Regions from separate parts of the Homo sapiens genome. Here regions 1 and 3 are each linked to region 2. The links are chromatin loops, found by intact Hi-C in ENCODE. Cell type or tissue: Caco-2. All regions are shown on one strand. Links, peaks and the distances in the headings refer to the core of each region. The heading gives the core; the rest is flanking DNA.

Evidence for each region. Hi-C counts contacts between places; a loop is a spot of excess contacts. Peaks named below come from ENCODE experiments on the same cell type or tissue, not always from the same donor. Only the 100,000 strongest peaks of a DNase experiment are listed, where the experiment ranks them.
Region 1: it touches region 2 in a loop (6-fold over the local background); 1 of 110 quality-filtered maps calls a loop at or near these places.
Region 3: a loop joins it to region 2, with 2.5 times the contacts of the local background. A loop is called at or near these places in 1 of 110 quality-filtered maps.

What each region holds. Positions count from the first base shown.
Region 1 is chr12:31,850,859-31,857,804 of GRCh38, reverse strand. No RefSeq gene overlaps it. Among named protein-coding and RNA genes, the nearest start is that of LINC02422, 33 kb to the left of the region's middle. In Caco-2, for the core only: no CTCF peak of the experiment used is centred there; a DNase peak (open chromatin) is centred at 3,554.
Region 2 is chr12:31,769,366-31,776,311 of GRCh38, reverse strand. No RefSeq gene overlaps it. Among named protein-coding and RNA genes, the nearest start is that of H3-5, 19 kb to the left of the region's middle. In Caco-2, for the core only: no CTCF peak of the experiment used is centred there; DNase peaks (open chromatin) are centred at 2,261, 2,811 and 3,421.
Region 3 is chr12:32,267,701-32,274,646 of GRCh38, reverse strand. The region is part of intron 2 of BICD1 (BICD cargo adaptor 1); the gene reads right to left. Among named protein-coding and RNA genes, the nearest start is that of FGD4, 130 kb to the left of the region's middle. RefSeq lists a silencer at 2,985-3,185. In Caco-2, for the core only: no CTCF peak of the experiment used is centred there; DNase peaks (open chromatin) are centred at 2,056, 3,046 and 3,576.

The DNA.
Region 1 (6,946 bases), core at 878-5,877, 81 kb before region 2:
CCTGTAGTCCCAGCTATTCGGGAGGCTGAGGCAGGAGAATCGCTTGAACCCAGAAGGCGGAGGTTGCAGTGAGCCGAGATTGTGCCATTGCACTCCAGCCTGGGCACCAGGGTAAGACTCTGTCTAAATAAATAAATAAATAAAAACAGACGTTATATTACTTCTTAAAGTGTATCTACCAAATCTAATTAGCATAGGGTTTTGGTATATTCCATCATTCATCATACAAGAGAGAAAATAACACTCTTCTTCAATAGACAGACATTTTATATAATTTATTTTATCTTTGAAAAATTTTTCATTCCTTTTCCTCACAAAATTTGATTTTAATATGTGTTCAAAAGTCTTTTATTAATCATCTTATCATATTTCTCTGAGCAAAAATGTGTCTAAGAATTGAAATTATTTTAAATTGTTTTTATTTCCTGTCATCTTAAAGTTCTTTTTTTTTTTTTTTTTGAGGCAGAGTCTCGCTCTCTTGCCCAGGCTGGAGTGCAGTGGTGTGATCTCCACTCACTGCAAGCTCCGCTTCCTGGGTTCACGCCATTCTCCTGCCTCAGCCTCCCAAGTAGCTGGGACTACAGGCACCCGCCACCATGCCCAGCTAACTTTTTGTATTTTCAGTAGAGATGGGGTTTCACAGTGTTCGCCAGGATGGTCTCGATCTCCTGACCTCGTGATCCGCCCGCCTCGGCCTCCCAAAGTGCTGGGATTACAGGCGTGAGCCACCGCACCCAGCCGATCTTAAAGTTCTAAGTGGTCAATGTTTCTTCTGGATTAAATGATCACTACAGTTATTAGTAATAAACAAACAATCACAAAAAGTAAATACACTTTTAAAAAATAATTGTTAAGCATTGTAAGAGAAACAATTCTCAGAGAATTGAAACTCTTGGTCCAGGTCCAGGGACACCTGGGAAGCTGACCCTGAATTTACTTTCTTGCAAAATTAGTTCTCAAAATGTACTAAGTTACGGTAAGTGTAGAATGTTGTGTGGACCATGCTTTTTCCACCTGAAGTGTATCTGGTTGTTGGGGCTATTTGTTGTATAACCTTTCATTGAGGTGCTACAGCTGCTCCCAAAGAATGTTATTTATGGCCGGGCGTGATGGCTCACGCCTGTAATCCCAGCAACTTGGGAGGCCGAGGCAGGCAGATCATGAGGTCATGAGTTTGAGACCATCCTGGCCAACATGGTGAAACCCCGTCTCTACTAGAAATACAAAAATTAGCTGGGCATGGTGGCATGAACTTGTAATCCCAGCTACTCAGGAGGCTGAGGCAGGAGAATTGCTTGAACTCGGGAGGTGGAGCTTGCAGTGAGCCAAGATCGGGCCATTGCACTCCATCCTGGGCAACAGAGTGAGACTCTGTCTCAAAAAAAAAAAAAGTTATTTATTAAGTTATACACACCCTGAGGAATGATATGACTAATAAGTTATAAAAAGTCAAAGAGCAGATAGTAGAAGAGCTTCCCAGTGCCAAGGTGGTCCATCTTGCTTTACCTTCATCCCTTGTAACTGAGCATGACCCATGAAATGATAAGCTTGGAAACTGTGCCTGGGATATTGCAAGGCCTTTTGCTCAAAGCAGTGCTTGCTTGGATGCTGAACTACCTGTCCTGCATCCTTTGAATAAAATAAGTAAACTGGTATTGAAACTGTGTCGTTTTGATCTGGGCGCAGTGGCTCATGCCTGTAATCCCAGCACTTTGGGAGGTTGAGGCTGGTGGATCACCTGAGGTCAGGAGATCGAGACCAGCCTGGGCAACATGGCAAAACCCTGTCTCTACTAAAAATACAAGCCAGGCATGGTGGCGGGCGCCTGTAATCCTAGCTACTTGGGAGACTGAGGCAGGAAAATTGCTTGAACCCGGGAGGTGGAGGTTGCAGTGAGCCGAGTTTGTACCATTGCGCTCCAGCCTGGGCAACAAGAGTGAAACTCCATCTCAGAAAAGAAAAAAGAAACTGCGTTGTTTTGTTAGTCTTTCCATCAATCCAGGTTTGTATCAAAAGTGGCGATTGATTCCGGTGCTTTGGGAGTGATGAAAAAGAAAAATTAAATTAAAAATAAAGTGGCAATTGATACGAAGACCTCTGACCCCGTAGAGGCAAAAAACCCTTATGTTGTAAGAAGATGAATAGGGAACAAATAATTTTGATGCCTGAAAGATTGCTTAACCATCATGTTGTTTGATATGACTCCATCCAAGAATTGCTCTTATCAGTGAAATTTAAAAAAACATTGATCTAATTCACTAAGAACTGATTAAATGGGTTGAAAAAAGAGAAGCAAGCAGTGCAGGGAAAAGCTAGAAATACTATCCCATGTTCGTTTCTTATGGCTTTTTTGGAAATGAAAGCATTGACAAAGAGAAGGGAAAGGAAAGCCAAGAGCTCTAAGCCTAGCAAAATCTGATCTTCATAGCTTCCCTAGTACCTGTGAGGGAAAGGGAGGGACAACATAGTTAAATCACACTGCCATCCCACTGAGATCCCTCCTTAATCAAACTAGCCCAGATCCCAATAGGGGCATGCAAGGCGTTACAGAGGACAAGCATTATAGTATAAAGAAGTTGAGTAATTTTGTTGAAAAATAACAGCAACTGCTTAAGAAATCCTTGTGATCTTGGATCCTTAGATAAAATGATCAGGATGCCAAAAATGTAATTGTGGATTCTGCATAATGAAGCAGTTTGCATGGAATAAGCATCTATATTATGGAAACAAATTGTATCTAATGAGTCCTTCTGTCATTCCTGAACTTAACACTAATAGCTGAGTTAGTGGGTGCTCCAATATGGAAGTAAAACATTACTGGAAATACTTATTTTAGTGAAATGGATGTCGTATGGATGCTCATGACTTTTTAATAAAATGCACAGGGTTCAGCATCAAATCCATGTAAACCTTTGGCAATGGGACCAGGCGTGGTGGCTCACGCCTGTAATCCTAGCACTTTGGGAGGCCGAGGCAGGTGAATCACCTGAGGTCAGGAGTTCGAGACCAGCCTGGCCAACATAGTGAAACTCCATCTCTACTAAAAATACAGAAAATTAGCTGGGCGTGGTGGCAGACACCTGTAATCCTATCTGCTCGGGAGCCTGAGGCAGGAGAATCACTTGAACCTGGGAGGCGGAGGTTGCTGTGAGCTGAGATCGCACCATTGCACTCCAGCCTGGGCGACAGAGCGAAACTCCATCTCAAAAACAAACAAACAAACAAACAAACAAAAAGGTTGGCAATGTTGAACTTTACCTGAGCATCATACTCCTGGAAAATAGCAATAGTTTAAAAATCCCTCCACTCTTTTGCGGTCCTGAAAATGGCTTACTGCAAAAATCCACCCTTCCCTATATGATTTAGATAAGACCAATGGATGACGACCCCCTTGTTTACCTAAGACAAAGACAACACAGGCTCTCCAAATTCCCATTATTTTATCTCATAAATGATTAGATGAACTGTTTGCACTGACCAGTCTGGACAAAATACCTGCTAATCTGACCTGACCAAACTCTAGTTAGGCTTCTCTTTTCCCCTGAGGCCCCTGAACTTTGGCCTACTGTTGAGTTTAAACAAGCATTGGAATGTGGAACAACCTCCTTAATGACCCTTCCAGAATTGGCTGACTGCAAAGAAAAATTGTCCAATGTGCCACTCTCTGATTCCATTTCCCCCATACTCTGTTCCTTCTAACCTTGTTTGCTCCAGTGGAGTATTCTTTCACAATAGCTTTCCCCCTGCCACCCCCATTACATAAGTCTTTTTGAAAAAGGCCTTTCTTTATCTAAGTATGGATTTGTTTTTATTGGACTCCTTGTAGCATAAATAGGTAGAATGGAATAGAAGGGGTTTTATTATAGTGATTTCATTCAATTATTTGAACTCTTTCTGAAGTATATGCCAAAACCCACATAGTTACTGATTATCAAAAGTTGATTTTTAATGAAATTTGGTATGTCAACTTTCTCAGCTCTCTTTCAATTTTGTTGAAAGCAAAGAATTGGGAAACATCTAACTTGCAAAAGATGCATTACTCCATCATCAGAGTCATCCACTTCCTCACTGGCCAGCACTGATATTTAGAAATGTATCTTTCCTGGAGCCCTGGAGGTTCCTCCTCCCATAAGCAATGCACCATAGTGGGTGTATATCAGTAGCAGGAGCTTGGATATAAATGGGGAGCTGGAAGAGTAGGACTGGGTAACATCTGAGAGCTAGCATGATAGAAGATCTCTTTTAAGAAAAAGCATAGACAGAAGTTGAGAATCTAGAAACTCATTTTCTAAAAACTAACTGCCAATGGTCCATTCTCTGTCTTCATCAGAGCTGCCATTTTGCTGTTGCCACTTGCTAGTGTTGAAAAAGCCTCCTGCTTCAGGTTCACTATCAGCATGAATGAAGAAAAGGTGGCCAGATTTCAGGCTCAGATCCAGAATGGTGATAAGGGTACCTTCCCTTACAGAAAGAAGATAACATATAGAATAGCAACAGCTGATGTCAAAAAGCCTCTTTTCTTTTTTAAAATAGCGGTGAGTAACTATTACTGGAATGGAATAGATAAACCTAAATAGAGGTAAAGGGGTAATCCCAGGACTCAGGCTTGCCTCTCTTATAGCATTATAATTACTCATCATGCAAAAGCCAAAACAGTGTCAGCAATGCTCCCTGGAATATTAAGGTAGCTGGGCACTGACAATGTTACAAGTTCTAGGAAGTTAGCCAAATAGTCTTTCTCGTAGCAAGTATTGAATAGCAAAACATGAAAAGTAGGAGACTAGTGGCTCTGTCCTCAATTACTGGCTTCGCGTTTCCTTTATTATTTTTTGGATTTTAAGCTTGCATACACTTACTAAATAATTGCATGTCAATCTTATCCCGTGTCCTAACTCTTCTTACTAGCACTGCAGAATTCTGTCTTTTCAGCAAGGTTGAAATTGTGAATGCCCTTTTTGTCCCTAACAACTATGTCAAGATATAATTCACATGCAATACAATTCACCCATTTCAATATATTTTGGCTAATTCGTTATTCATTTACAAATTGTGGTAAAGTATGTATAACATAAAGTTTGCCATCTTGGCTTTTTTAAGTGTATAGCTTAGTGGTATTAATGAATGATATTCACAATGTTGAGCAGCCACCACCACTATTTACTTCTGAAACTTCAACATGCCCAAAATAAACTCTAATTATTAAGCAATAACTCCCCAACCTCTGATAATCTCTAATCTACTTTTGTTACTGGAAAGGGGTCCTGATCCTGACTCCAAGAGAAGGTTCTTGGATCTCGTGCAAGAAAGAACTCAGGGCGAGTCTGTAAATTAAAGTGAGAACAATGTATTAAGAAAGTAAAGGAGTGAAAGAATGGGTACTCTATAGACAGCAGCCCCAAGGGCTGCTGGTTGCCCATTTTTATGGCTATTTCTTAATATGCTAAACAAGGGGTGGGTTATTCATGCCTCTCATTTTTAGACCATATATAATAACTTTCTGACGTTGTCATGGCATTTGTAAGTTGTCATGGCACTGGTGGGAGTGTAGCAGTGAGGATGACCAGAGGTCACTCTTGGTACCATCTTGGTTTTGGTGGGTTTTAGCTGGCTTCTTTACTATAACTTGTTTTATCAGCAAGGTCATTATGAACTGTATTTTGTGCTGACCTCCTATCTCATCCTATGAATCAGAATGCCTTAACTGTCTGGGAATGCCACCCAGTAGGTCTCAGCCTTATTTCACCCAGCCCCTTTTCAAGATGGAGTTGCTCTGGTTCCAATGCCTCTGACATTTCCCACCTTCCTTTTATAAGAGAACCCTTAATCCTAAGGGCTGCAGAGGGACAAAGATCCATTTTCTGTAACTTCTTTATGCTGAATAGGGGCAATGATATTCCTGCCTAACTATTAGGGTCTTTTGTGTTTACGGTAGAGAGGAGCTTAGTTAGAAAGCATTGGCCTGGGCGCAGTGACTCACGCCTGTAATCCCAGCACTTTGGGAGGCCGAGGTGGGCAGATCACCTGAGGTCAGGAGTTTGAGACCAACCTGGCCAACGTGGTGAAACCCCGACTCTACTAAAAATACAAAAATTAGCCAGGCGTGGTGGCGGGTGTCTGTAATCCTAGCTATTCAGGAGGAAGAGGCACGAGAATCACTTGAACCAAGGAGGCGGAGGTTGCAGTGAGTTAATATCGCTCCACTGCACTCCAGCCTGTGTGACAGAGTGAGATTTTTGTCTCAAAAAAAGAAAGAAAGAAAGAAAGCATTGGTATGTTGAGGGCCATTTATAACTTTTGAGTTCCAACAAAAGGTGATATTTGGAAGATTAATAAGTGTTTAAGAAAACATTGAGTAAGCTTATTTTGCATTGCTATACAAAGAGTACAACAGCAATATATTTCACCACACTAAAACAACATAAGCAAAATTATCCCAACTTAACTAAGTTAGAAGGCTTTCTATCAACTGGGCAAGTGTTAGAACCAAGCTGATAGGGGGTTGCTAGATGATTCCAGTATGTGCCCAGAATTAGATATTGATTCAGATTTTGACATTACCCATCCTCTCATTTCTTTTGAGCAGCAGTTAGAGATTACTGGTTGATTTACAGGAATAAGCAGAGTCAGTTTAATTTGCAGGGAAAAAAAATTTAAAGCAACTGATGAGACTAGAATTTAATAACAAGTGTACCACAGTTCTTGAAACATTAAGTTTTCTGTCTCCAGTTTCCCATTTTTATTAAAGACAAATTATGGTAACACCAACTTGCTTTATTATACTTGGCCTGATTGTTTGCATAAAGTGTAGCAAGAATAATTATTTTTCACATAAGCTTTTTGTAAATTGGAACTCTGTTCCATAGAAGGAATCTTAGATAAGATTTTTTTAGATCCGAGCCCTGCCATTGGTTTGTATGCTTAAATACCTATGAGCTAGGTAAATTCC
Region 2 (6,946 bases), core at 610-5,609:
AAGCAGAGTGGTGGAAGGGGAGCTTGGGTGCATGCTCATCCATTACAGCCAGTGGGAGGCTCTGAAGTCTAAGTAAGATGAAGACGCACTGCTGTACTGGTTGGCACCTAGGCAGTAAGTAACAATTCACTAGATAAAATTTTAGGTGGAACTACAGATTTGAAAAGTTCTGGGATGCAATATAATATCTATGGGAGCATTGCTATTAACATGAAAAGTCAGTATCTTGAAAACAAGTAGGGTCCCCTCCCCTGGAATATTGAAGAGATATGAAGACTGTATCTTCAAGTACCTGAGGGGAGACCTAATACAACGAGTTCTGTGACTTTCTGCCAGACCCGGTGCAGGGAATCCATGAACTGGTCAGGCCTCCTGCTCTGCTTGGGGACCCATAGCCAGAAAATGTGCTTTAGGTTCTAATACAGTCAGAATTACATTAATTATTTGGTTTACTGAAAACTCAGGCCAGGTGCAGTGGTTTACATCTGTAATCCCAACGCTTTGGGAAGCTGAGGCTGGAGGATTGCTTGAGCCCAGGAGTTGAAGACTAGCCTGGGCAACATAGGGAGACCCCCGTCTCTATAAAAAATAAAAAATTAGCTGGGCATGGTGGTGTGCACCTGTAGTTCCAGCTCCTCGGGAAGCTGAGGTGGGAGCATCCCTTGATCCCGATCCCAGGAGGTTGAGGCTGCAGTGAGCTATAATCACACCACTGCACTCCAACCTGGGTTGGAGACTCTGGAAAATAAAAATATAAAGAGAGAGAGAGAGAGAGAAAGAAAGAAAGATAGATTAAAAAAGAAAGAAAGAAAGAAAGAAAGAAAGAAAGAAAGAAAGAAAGAAAGAAAGAAAGAAAGAAAGAAAAAACTTAAGCAAGAGGGAGACAGGTCATTACCATAGCCTTTTTTTTTTTTTTTTTTTAAATCTGGGACAGAGTCTCCCTCCGACTCCCAGGCTGGAGTGCAGTGGTGTGATCTCAGCTTACTGCAATCTTTGCCTCCCGAGTCAAGCAATTCTCCTGCCACAGACTCCCAAGTAGCTGGGATGTCTTGCTCTGTCGCCCAGGCTGGAGTGCAATGGCACAATCTCAGCTCATTTCAACCTCCGCCTACCGGGTTCAAGCAGTTCTCCTGCCTTAGCCTCCCAAGTAGCTGGGATGACAGGCATGCAACACCAAATCTGGCTAAATTTTGTATTTTTAGTAGAGACAGGGTTTCTCCATGTTGGCCAGGCTGGTCTCGAACTCCCGACCTCAGGCGATCTGCCCACCTCAGCCTCCCAAAGTGCTGGGATTACAGGCTTGAGCCACCGTGCTGGTCCCTGTCATAACTATTAAAACAAAAAACAAAAAACAGCTACTCAAGATACTTGATAGCTTTTTGTTGAGCAAAGGAAAAATGAAAACTCTATTGATGATGGCATTTATAAATAAGAATGTCTGAAGATTATTTTATGAACTGACATTATTTTTTCTTCCCATCCCTTCTTCCCAAAGAACTGCCCTTTATGACTCCAGGGAATGCCCTCAAACAAGAGTGCTAGCAGAAACCTAGAGGCAAACTGTCTTAGGTTCCAAAAGATAGCCTGACTGGTAAAAGAAATTGAAAACAGGTGTTTTCATTTGCTTTGTATTAAAAGAATTGAAAGGCCGGGCACGATGGCTCATGCCTGTAATCCCAGCACTTTGGGAGGCTGAGGCGGGCAGATCACAAGGTCAGGAGATGGAGACCATCCTGGCTAACACGATGATACCCTCTCTCTACTAAAAATACAAAAAATTAGCCAGGCGTGGTGGCAGGCACCTGTAATCCCAGCTACTCGGGAGGCTGAGGCAGGAGAACTGCTTGAACCCAGGAGGCGGAGGTTGCAATGAGCTGAGATCGTGCCATTGCACTCCAGCCTGGGCGACAGAGCAAGACTCCATCTCAAAAATAAAAATAAAAAAAGGAAACTATCTCAGAGGAAATTTGCCATTTATGAGAAAAGTAGAGCGTAGTTAAAATGAATCTTCTGAGTTATGGGGAAGAACAGTATCTCCATCTCTTATGTTTCCAGATGCAGCAACTTCAGGTAGGTGAGTGGCTTTCTACCTCACTGCACATTGGTTCCCTGGGTGGCTTTGAACTGTGAGATTGGCTGAGAATCACTGAGTATCTCCCTGTTCCTCATTCGCCCCTCCCCAGGGAAATAGGAGTGAGCAGTCAGACATGTGAGTTAGTAAGAACAGACTGAGCTCAGCCCTTCCTCCACCTTTCTAGACCTGTGTGTTACAGGGAGTGGATCTGCTTCCTATGACCCTGCCTTTGCTGAGAAGCCTGTGTTGTTCAGCTGTGCCAGCAACCAGGCGGGGATGTCTGGGGAAAGTGTGAGCCTGCCCACTTGGCCACATCTTCCAGTTGACTTTATTAAGGTGATATTTTGATGCTCACTTATCCTGACTCCTGTATTTCTCTCAATTGATTCTGAATTCAAGAGGAAGAAAGATACTCTGAATTCAAGAGGAAGAAAGATACTCTGAATTCAAGAGGAAGAAAGAAAGATAAATATATTAGCCCACCAAGGAAGGAATTTTTGGCTGGTCTAAACTTTTGCCCCAGACCCAGGGACCCTGGGGATATGACCTTAGATTTACCTTCTTGCCACTCTGCTCCCCAGAATGTATTGATACAAGATAAACTTGGAATGTTAGCAGGTCAGATTGCCCCTGGCTTACAGAAGCATTCATTGTGAAACCCCTGATTGATGAGTTGCAGCTGCCCTGTTAGGCATGTGATTTAGCACTTTCTCCCAGAGGCTATGCAGCAAGCATGGACTACACATAGGTAGAGAATGGAAAGGGTGGCTGCCCAGAGGTCAAGTCTTCTGCACACGCTTCAGCCTCACCTCTTGCAGCTGAGCATGCTGTGTGGTGGAGGGGCATGGAAGCTGCACCCAGCATTGCCAGACATCAGAAGGTCTCTGCTGTTTAGCTGTGTGCATTGTTTACCGTGTACCTTTTAAGGCTAAGTAAACTGTGACTTGTGAGTCTTTTTTTTAAAAATCAATTTTGATCTTAGGACTAACAGATATTGAGTAACATGTATAGCAAATAGTCCACTAAATTCCTACACCTGAGTCCTGCCCTTCAATAATTGGATTATTAAAGTTGTTTGTTCAATCACTTACTTGTAGTCAATTCTGTAGGTTAGCTCACCTGTCACTCATTCCAACTCTTATTTCAATTTTCCTTCCTTCTTTAGAGAAGGAGGAAAGCTAAAAACTTCCCTTCTCAGATTTCCTTGTAGCTAGGGGTGGTCCCATGACTCAATTCTGGCTAACAAAATGTAAGCTGAATTTTGCTGGTACTGCCTCTTCCATTTCTTTTTTCCTGCCTGGAACCGGTGAGGATGCCTGAGGCTCAGCAGTCATTGCTAAGCATGGTAGTGATCAGGACACTAGGGGTCAGTTTCCTTGCTGGCATTGTTGAGGCCATCACAATCAGCCTTGAGCTTCCCGTTCCCAGATTTCCTGCTATAGGAGACAGAGAGATCCCTTACTTGTTTAAGCGGTCAAGTGCAATTCTAACGGATATATTTATAAATTCAATTTCCACGTGTGGTAGGAAGAATAAAGGTCCCCTAAACATGTTCGTGTCCTAATCCTTGTGACCTGCAAATATGTTAACTTACATGGCAAGAGGGATTTTGCAGGTGTGACTAAATTAAGGCCCTCAAGGTAGGAAGAGTATCCTTGATCCTCCAGGCAGGCTCAAGGTAATTGTAAAGGTCCTTACAACTGAAAGAGGGAGGACGAAGGGGTTGTCAGAGAAAGAGATATGACAACAGAAGTAGGGTCAGAGAAACGTTTGTTGCTCGCTTTGAAGAAGGAGAAAAGGGGCTGTGAGCCAAGGAATGTGGGTAACCTCTAGAAGCTGGAAAAAGAAAGGAAACAGATTCTTCCCTAGAGCCTCAAGAAGGAATTCAGCTCTTCCAGTATCTTGGTTTTTAGTCTAGTGAGACCTGTGTCAGATTTCTAATATACTGAATCATAAGATGATAAATTTGTATTGTGTTAAGTGACTAAATTTGTGGTAATTTGTTACAGCGGAAGAGAAAATTAATACACTATATTATGACCTTTTAATATAAAATTATGATAGGTCAAAAGAAATTAAAATTTTCAGTGCAAGATTCCTCTAGTTTTTAAAATCAAGACCAAGCAAAAAAAGATGGAACTTTTTTTTTTTTTTTTTTTTTTTGAGATGGAGTCTCACTCTGTTGCCCAGGCTGGAGTGCAGTGGTGCTATCTCAGCTCACTGCAAGCTCCACCTCCCGGGTTCACGCCATTCTCCTGCCTCAGCCTCCCAAGTAGCTGGGACTACAGGCGCCTACCACCACACCTGGCTAATTTTTTTGTGTTTTTAGTAGAGATGGGGTTTCACTGTGTTAGCCAGGATGGTCTCGATCTCCTGACCTCATGATCCGCCCACCTTGGCCTCCCAAAGTGCTGGGATTATAGGCGTGAGCCACCGCGACCGGCCTTCGTTTTTAGAATTTAAAAAAAATCCCCACAAACCTAGAAAAAGACTGATTTTTTTTTTTTTTAAACAGAGTCTCACTCTGTCACCTAGGCTGGAGTACAGTGGCGTGATCTGGGCTCACTGCAACCTCCGCCTCCTGGGTTCAAGCGATTCTCCTGCTTCAGCCTCCCGAGTTGCTGGGACTACAGGCATGTACCACCATGCCCAGGTAATTTTAGTATTTTTTGGTAGAGACGGGGTTTCACCATGTTGGCCAGGCTGGTTTTGAACTCGTGACCTCAGGTGATCCACCCGCCACAGCCTCCCAAAGTACTGGGATTACAGGTGTGAGCCACTGTGCCCAGCCGAGACTGAAATTTTTATAGCATGGTACCAACTAAACACCAATGCTTGTTTTAAACCTGTTGTAATTGATCAGTGATAGCTCCTTCAGCAAACACATCTAGGTAACAGAAAATGAACTTCTGTAACCCATGCTTTTATGACTGATTTTCCAAACTACTCCTGCCTCAGTAACCAATACACCCCATAACAAACCCTTCCCATAAAGCCTATATGTTTTTTGAGACGGAGTCTCGCTCTGTTGCCCAGGCTGGAGTGCAGTGGTGCAATCTCGGCTCACTGCAAGCTCTACCTCCTGGGTTCACGCCATTCTCCTGCCTCAGCCTCCTGAGTAGCTGGGACTACAGGTGCCCGCCACCAGACTCAGTTAATTTTTTTGTATTTTTAGTAGAGATGGGGTTTCACCGTGTTAGCCAGGATGGTATCGATCTCCTGACCTCATGATCCACCTGCCTCAGCCTCCCAAAGTGCTGGGATTACAGGCATGAGCCACCATACCCAGCCAAAGCCTGTATTTTCTTTGTTCAACAAGACTAATCAGCATAGCTTTGGGTTGGTGATCTCATCCTTTGATATACTGTATATTTTTCCTAAACAAAGGGAGACTTCATTTAACAAGGGTCAAGGCAAATACAGAATATCTAGTAGATAAAAGCAGAGTACCAAGTTTTGTACTATTCAATGAAGGGAGGTAGGAAAGTGGTATATGATAATTTGTTTTAATTATGTGAAGAAATAACTTTATGTATTGGTTTGAAACTCTTGATTTTTTCCTATGTTTTTATTTGAAAAACAAAAATGCTAAAAATGAATAAAATCCTTCATGATCCCACCATCTTCATATTTGAAATATTTAAAAAAGTAAAAGTCTTCCCCTTGTCTCCTTTCTAGCAATCCCATCCAACAGATGTAATTGCTATTAATAATTCTAGCCAGGCGTGGTGGCACACACCTGTAGTCCCAGCTACTGAGGAGGCTGAGGCAGGAGAATTGCTTAAACCCAGAAGGTGGAGGCTGCAGGGAGCTGACATTGCACCACTGCACCCCAGCCTGGTCGACAGAGTGAGACCCTGTCTCAAAAAAATAAAATAAAAATAAAAAGTTGTGTGTATCCTTTCAGATGTATACTTAGGCACGGGGTGTTATAATAAATCTATTTTAACCAACTGCCATAGTTGCTGGGGCCTTTAGAACCTATTTTATGTAATTGGATATAGTTTAGTAACTTCAGCATGCTTGTGAGCTTCTTGAGAACAGCAGCCAGGATACACTAATCTCTGTATAACAGATAATATTAAATAATAGGTTTCCAGCAAATACTGACTAATTGAATTAAGAATTAGGAATTTCTCTAATAAGATCCCACTTAATCTCTGGTATAAGAATACAATTTGTGGTCCTAAAGAGATGTGGGTTCAGATACTGGATCCAACTGTAGTAGCCTCTCTGGCATCTGAATGTTTAAAGTTCTGGGACAGCCTTGCTCAAAGAATAGTCAGCTGGTGGTCTATCAAGTAGTCAAGAGAGTTTGGCCATTTCAGAGGAAAAAAATAAAGAAGTATAATAATTTTGTTCAAATACATTTTATCAATGTGAAATTAAGATTAAGAATTATTTTTGGCTGGGTGCGGTGGCTCATGCCTGTAATCCCAGCACTTTGGGAGGCCGAGGTGGGTGGATCACGAGGTCAGGAGACCAAGACCATCCTGGCTAACACAGTGAAACCCCATCTCTACTAAAAATACAAAAAATTAGCTGAGCGTGGTGGTGGGTACCTGTAGTCCCAGCTACTCGGGAGGCTGAGGCAGGAGAATGGTGTGAACCTGGGAGGTGGAGCTTGCAGTGAGCTAAGATCACACCACTGCACTCCAACAGAGTGAGACTCCATCTCAAAAAAAATTTTTTTTACAGAAATTCTGCTATATTTTCAGTGTATCATTTATTTTTATTTTTTTGAGACAGGGTCTCACTCTTGCCCAGGCTGGAGTACAGTGGTGAGATCATGGTTCACTGCAGCCTTGACCTCCCAAGTTCACTCTATCCTCTCACCTCAGCCTCCTGAATACCTGGAACCTCAGGAGTGTG
Region 3 (6,946 bases), core at 1,071-6,070, 500 kb before region 2:
GTGTAAAATAACAAATTAATATAAATATAAATATAAACGCCTCAGTAAAGTGGCCTCAGATTATGATTTAGTGGATACTATTTCTGAAAAATATATTGCTTTATTATTTTCAAGATGACTTCCTACAAATTCTTCAGAACTGATTCTGGAGCTAATGGTAGCAATAGCTGCTCACATTTTGAATATTCATTGCCTTTTAAATAACTTTCATAAGTAGAAAACCTGGTTACTGAAACAGAGCAATATCTGTGACCCTGACTATCAAAATGTGTTTCCAGAATCTTTCCTGTTCTGTATTCCATGACTGTGAGTACAATAGGGTAACTAATATAGAATTTCAGTTCTGATGTTCTTATTAAAGTTACAGACTTCGAGGTATTGATCTGTCTTAAGTTGGCTGCCACGCTGATTTTCTACAATCATATTAGAAGTCTAGAAAACTCAAAGATGTGTTTTTAAGTAACTATATGTTAAATGTGATCAATTTTTTTCTACCTCTTACAATCTACATTAAAGTGTCGAAAAGAACTCTTCTTACCAAGGTCCCCCACGAAACCCTGCCTTCAAGCCTAAAAGAGCCTGAAGGCTGAAGAACTGGACTGCTGGTCCCGGATAAAGCCTGCCCTTTCTCAGCTGATTCTCTCTGAATAATGCCCACCTGCACACTGGGGGAAGAGGGTGGAGCCAAGAGAAGTTTACGCTTGTTCAGCGGGGAGGAGCCTGGCCTCTTCAGTTCCTGTGTGGTGGCCTGGTGTTCAGTCTGTGAGGTGGAGGGCCTGTTGGCAAGACTCCCTCTCGCTTTGCTGAGAGTTCTTTTTCCTTTTTCCTTTTCACCCAATAAATTCTGCCCCTCACCCTTCTATGTGTCCCTGAGCCTAATCTTTTCCGGTTGTGTGACAAGAACCCGGTTTTAGCTGAACTAAGGAGAAAGTTCTGCAACAATGATAAGGATGAAATGGACTAGCTAGTGATTTCTACTATGTTATTTAAAGTCTGAAACTGCCTTGAGGCACCCTCTACTAGCTGATCATTATTACTGAAATTTAGACACCGCTTGGTACGTGGTTTAATCATCCAGTTTCAGCAATGTGACGGGGGTATAATGGCTTTTCTGTACACTTGTATCTTGGCTTCCCTGAAAACAGATATCATGCATGCATCTTGGTGGTTCACACCCAAACACAGAGCACATCCAGTGAGCCTGAGGAAAGGCGCTGCTTGCAGGAGTCTCAGCCCCCTCTGTGTCTGCTGGTACTTGCTTTCTCCCGCTGTACCTTATCCTCCAGTTTATACTCTACCAGTATACCCTTTGGAATCTTGTGAGTCTTTTCAATGATCTGACTCTGTGTCACTACTCCAATTTCAGTAAAAGCAAACAAAAACAGAAATCGAGGCTATGAGAGTAGAGTGCAATAATGATGAATTCTGGCAGCCACCCAGGAAGACACCATTGAAAAGACAAGGTCCTGCCTCCCTTACGTCTTGCACACTCATGATGCTGAGCCTGTCAGTGACCAAAAATCAGACTACACAAGTCAGCCAAAAGTGAAACAGAGGTGTCAAGCATATGAACTGCATCTGAAAGTTTTTGCCTTCCTAAGAATATTCTTAGGCCTCTTCTTCACACACTCCAGAGCAATGAGAAACATTTGGAATTGAATTTTCCTATAAACTATATCTTTGCAGATAGACTTTTAAAACCAAATAAAGTCCTGTGGGTTTTTCTTTTCTTTCTTTTATACGAACATAACAACTGCTTCACTGTCATTACTTATTTTCCAATCTAAACCCTCCACAAGAGTCTAGAACACCATGTGACTCAAAATAAACTTTTCAATCAATTACAAGGCCATTGAAATGGAAAATCTTGATTTTTAAAAATGTTTTAATATGTTTCCTTAACCACATTGTGGCAGGCCAGGTCTCACTAGTAGCTGAGATTACAGGTGCACGTCACCACGCCCAGCTAACTTTTTGGTATTTTTAGTAGAGACAGGGTTTCACCATGTTGGCCAGACTGGAATAAACAAGTTTTATTGTCAGTCTGAAGAAATTCCCCAGGCCTCCACACACAAGTTTATTGGAGGTCTGAAGGAACTCCCCAAACCTCTGTGATTTAGCAGGAGACAAGATAAGGGTAATCACCCTAGCACCTGGACCCATTTAGATTAAGTAAATTTACTGAGGCTCCAGAGAAAGGTCTTCAGGACTCAGATCTTAGTTATAGATTAAAAGAAGTTAATCACTTATGTCTTTAGATGAATGCACACTTATATGTAGACATACAGCTTGGAAGGTTTATAAGCTCTGGAAAACTTTGTAATTTTGAGTTGGTGTGGTGACAATTTCTAGGCCTTCTCCCTGTAACCAAATGCAAAAATAAAACCTCTCTTCCCCAGTTTGTCTGCATCTCATTATTGGGCCAGGAGAAGTAGCAGCCTGACCCTCAGTTTTGTCCAGGAGCAACATGTATATGATTTATACATTGAAAAGAAATTTCTCAGTCATAAAAGAAATAGTGAAAGAACATTATGATTTAACAATATATAACTAATATGTAATATTAGTGGTTGGGAATTAAATATGGCATAAGTAGTTAAATAAAAAGTAACTTGTAGTACATGTTTTACTACAATAATGGGTAAACTGAGGCCCAGAGAGATTAAGGAAACAGGTAGATCATAGAGCTAAGAAATGAGAGATGTAGGTTTTGACCCAGGAACCCTTAAGTATGAGCTCCTTTCACTAAGACACCTTGACATTGTCTCTTGGCTTCAGGCAGTAAGTAAAAGAAAAACAGATGGAAAGGAAACAATAAAATATGCAAAGAGAAAATGAAGAATTCTCTGAAAATTATCAACTTTAAATCGAGATCCAGGCAATAGGATTAAAATACTGAGCACAAAGTTTGAGGAGGGTCACCCAGGAGGACTCCAAAAAGATGGGGTTAGTGCTCTGAAGCAGCGAGGTTTGAGGATTGTTTATACAGGCACGGTATGGGGAAGCTTAACAGGATGACAGCATTTTCCACACAAGGTTAGTGCACAGTCGCAGCAATCTGACTGGTTTTAGGCAGTGATTCCTTGGGGGAAGGGAGTATTTAACATTCCACATTAAGGATGTAATAATCAAGGGATCTTTTATCTCAAGTGCTATCTGGTCTGGGCCAGGAACAATAAAATAGGAAGGAAGTTAATCTATAACAAAAGGTCAGTAATTAAGGTCATGGTCTGTCACTCCCCACTCAGTCTCCCAGTCAACCTTCTTCAGGGCCTAACATCTTTCAGAAGCCCCAAATAGACGAACTGTGCATTTTCTTTCACAAAATCAAAGAGATAAGCGCCTCATTTTGGGGGCCTCCAAACTGGGGAGAGGGCTGGAAGCACTGTGGAAACAGAACTAAGGGGCCATAGCCTCCAGCTCTGAGCGAAGTCTCATCTGGTTCAAAGAAAGGACACTAATTCAGGGAGAAAATGGAGTGTTTGTAGGATGAGAACATGCTTTCTTTCCTTGGAGACTAAGTTCCACATAGGGGCTCCAAGTCTGGCTCCCTTCCCCCAGCCCTGGGAAAGAATTTTGGAAAGTGTGAGCATCTTCTTTTGGTGCCTAATTGCCTGGGGGTCATACAGCCTGGAGCTGCTCTGTTGAGGACAGCGCATGGTGGCTTCCGGCTGGCCAGCGGCTGCTCTCTATGTTGTTCCTTGAAGACCCCACTGAACACACTTCACACACAGGGTCCCTTTCAGTTTGCAGAGAAGAGAAGCCTTTATACGGAGCAAGGTCCCATCAGAAGGCCTTTCAAAGATATACAAAGGCCAATGATGTATTTTTGCCTGCCCTGAATTTCAATTAGCATCTTAGGCAATAAACCTGAAAATGACTAATTGAGAAAATGTCTGTGTTTAGTTTGTGGGTCAAGGCCAATGAAATATTATAAAATACATATTCAGAATCAATACCAGCCAAATGAATTCAGTGTGTATGGGTGGTGTTTCACTTTTTAAAAAATCTTATCATAGTTTTACGTAAAAACTTGTAATAATTGCCTTTTTGTCTTACCTGTTTAACATTTTAGTGACTTGAATAATGAGATTAAAACAAGTTCTTATTCACCATTTAATTAATCAAAGTATGTGTGAGATATCTTTAATTCTTCAGTGGTACCTCACTTAATCAGTTCCACCCATAACAAACTTTTTCTTCTTTTACTTGTTTTTATTAGGACCTGGTGTCTACAACAACGAAACTTTTATACTTTCAGTAAAGCTAACATTCTCCAGAAAAAATGAAACTGATCGACTTTTAAAATGTGAATTTTCCAGTAAGCCAAGACTGCTTTTTGTAAAGAATCAGCTATAATACGAATATAGTACCATTAGATTCAGATTTTGGAGATACATCTTATTATATTATTTTATTACTATTCATATACCATATTAAAATGTTTTCTTCATCATTATTTTAGTCTCTCTCATTAACAGATAGAGAAGATAAAACTAAATAATAATAATTTTTTTTTTTTTTTTTAGAGGGAGTCTGGCTTTGTCGCTCAGGCTGGAGAGCAGTGGTGCCATCTTGGCTCACTGCAACATCCGCCTCCTGGGTTCAGCAATTCTCCTGCCTCGGCCTCCCGAGTAGCTGGGACTATAGGTACGTGCCACCACGCCTGGCTAATTTTTTTATTGTTAGTAGAGATGGGGTTTTGCTACGTTGGCCAGGCTGGGCCCAAACTCATGTGATCTGTCTACCTCGGCCTTCCAAAGTGCTGGGATTACAAGCGTGAGCCACCCTGCTCAGCCCGATATGATAATTGTGAATGATCATATGTGTGGGACCCGAGATATTACCAGGCCAAAACAAACCAATTTTAAGCAAACATAAAATTAAGCCATATTTTAAAAACTGAAAGCAACAATTTTAGCATATATTCCTAATGGGTGATCGACCAGTGTCTCAGCCATCAGGTTTATAATGGCATCAGAAAGCAAGTTATAACCCAGAGAACTTAAAATTTCATCTATAAAACTGTTGGGAATACTACAATGATTCCTTAAATATTTACCTATCTTTTTGATTTTAGCATTTCTTACTAAAATCATTTCTCTAATTCTCTTCCTTTTGGATAAAAGCAAATTTGCAAGTTGTTAAGTACAGACTAGTAAAAATGCTTTTTTGCATATGGAGAATTACTGTTAAAGTTCTCACTTAATAGTTCCTATACAGTACTTAGGCCTGAGGAAGAATATGCTCTAAGTTTTCACAATGTAAGAAAGTAATTCACATTAAAGAAACAAAACTCTATCATCAAAGTTTTGGAGGACAATATTCATATTACTTTAATAAAAATCACTGAAACATTTATTTTAAGTTCAAAATATTCATGTGCCTATTTCCAATATTATCTTTTAAACAAATCTATCTTTCTAACTTGTCATTCAGTATTAATATATACTACTATTTAAATCTGATGACATTAATTCTTGGGAAAATAAAAAAAAAATAATGCAGCTGTGGGCACATTATTGACAACAAAGTTTCTCAAAATGTGGTCCCAGAACCAGCAGTATCAACATCACATGGGAACTTGGAAAAAAGCAAATTCTCAAGTCCCATCCCAGACCTACAAATCAAAAACTTCAGCAATCTGTATTAAACTCCTCTGATTCACACTACAGTTTGACAAGTAGTCCAAAGAAGAAAAATCCACTTGCAACGGTTGAAGCTCATCCAGAAAACAGATGCTCATAAGTAGGTTGGCTTATGAGCTATTCAATGTCCAGAAATTAGATACAATAATAATTATTAACTTTTTGTCAATGGGTGAAAATTCCACCTTATTTTATTTTCATTTCATTTATTTATTTTTATTGTCACCCAGGCTGGAGTGCAGTGGCGCGATCTTGGCTCACTGCAACCTCCGCCTCCTGGGTTCAAGTGATTCTTCTGCCTCAGCCTCCCAAGTAGCTGGGATTACAGGCACTCACCACCTCACCTGGCTAATTTTTGTATTTTTAGTAGAGACGGGGTTTCGCCATGTTGGCTAAGCTGGTCTTGAATTCCTGACCTCAAGTGATCCACCTGCCTTGGCCTCCCAAAGCGCTAAGATTACAGGCATGAGCGACCGTGCCCAGCTCAAAATTCCATCTTATTTTTACAAGCTTCTAATTTCTTGCTTGCTGTGGCACTGACTTTTGAATGAAGTTGCTTATCCAATGATGTATTTCTTTTTTACGATGGGCAGTTGAACATGGACCAATGACGTATTTTTTATTTTGTTTTCTCCGAGAGAAGTTGCACATCTGTTCATATCTGGGGCTCAGTGTCCATAGTACCCTGATGGGCAGGAATGCAGGCACTCTCCATCCTGGCGCATCCCTTCTCTTCGAAGGAAGAAAAACAACTTCTGTTGACATTGGTTGTACTCATTGTCCTTTGAACAAGACAAACAACCCTTGCAAATGGGATGTGATACATAACTAGCTCAAACTGGACTTGTCAAACTGTCCAGCAATTAAAAATAAATAATGGTAAATAAAAATAAATAGGATAGGCTGGGTGCAGTGGCTCACACCTGTAATCCCAGTGCTTTGGGACACTGAGGTGGGAGGAAGGCCAGGAGTTTGAGGCCAGTCTGGGCTACACAGTAAGACACCATTTCTTCAAAAAAAACACTTTTTAAATTAGCCAGAAGTGATGGCCCATGCCTGTAGTCCCAGTGACTCAGGAGGCTGCGGCGGATCACTTGAGCCCAGGAGTTAGAGGGTGTAGTGAGCCATGATTGTGCCACTGCACTCCAGCCTGGGCAACAGAGTTAGACCCTGTCTCTAAAAAAACTTATTTTAAAAAGGATAGTCAGACAATGAAACAAAATAGAGAGCCTAGAAACAGATTCACTGGTAATAAAAGTTAATTAACAACAAAAATGTCATTGCAGATCAGTGGGGGA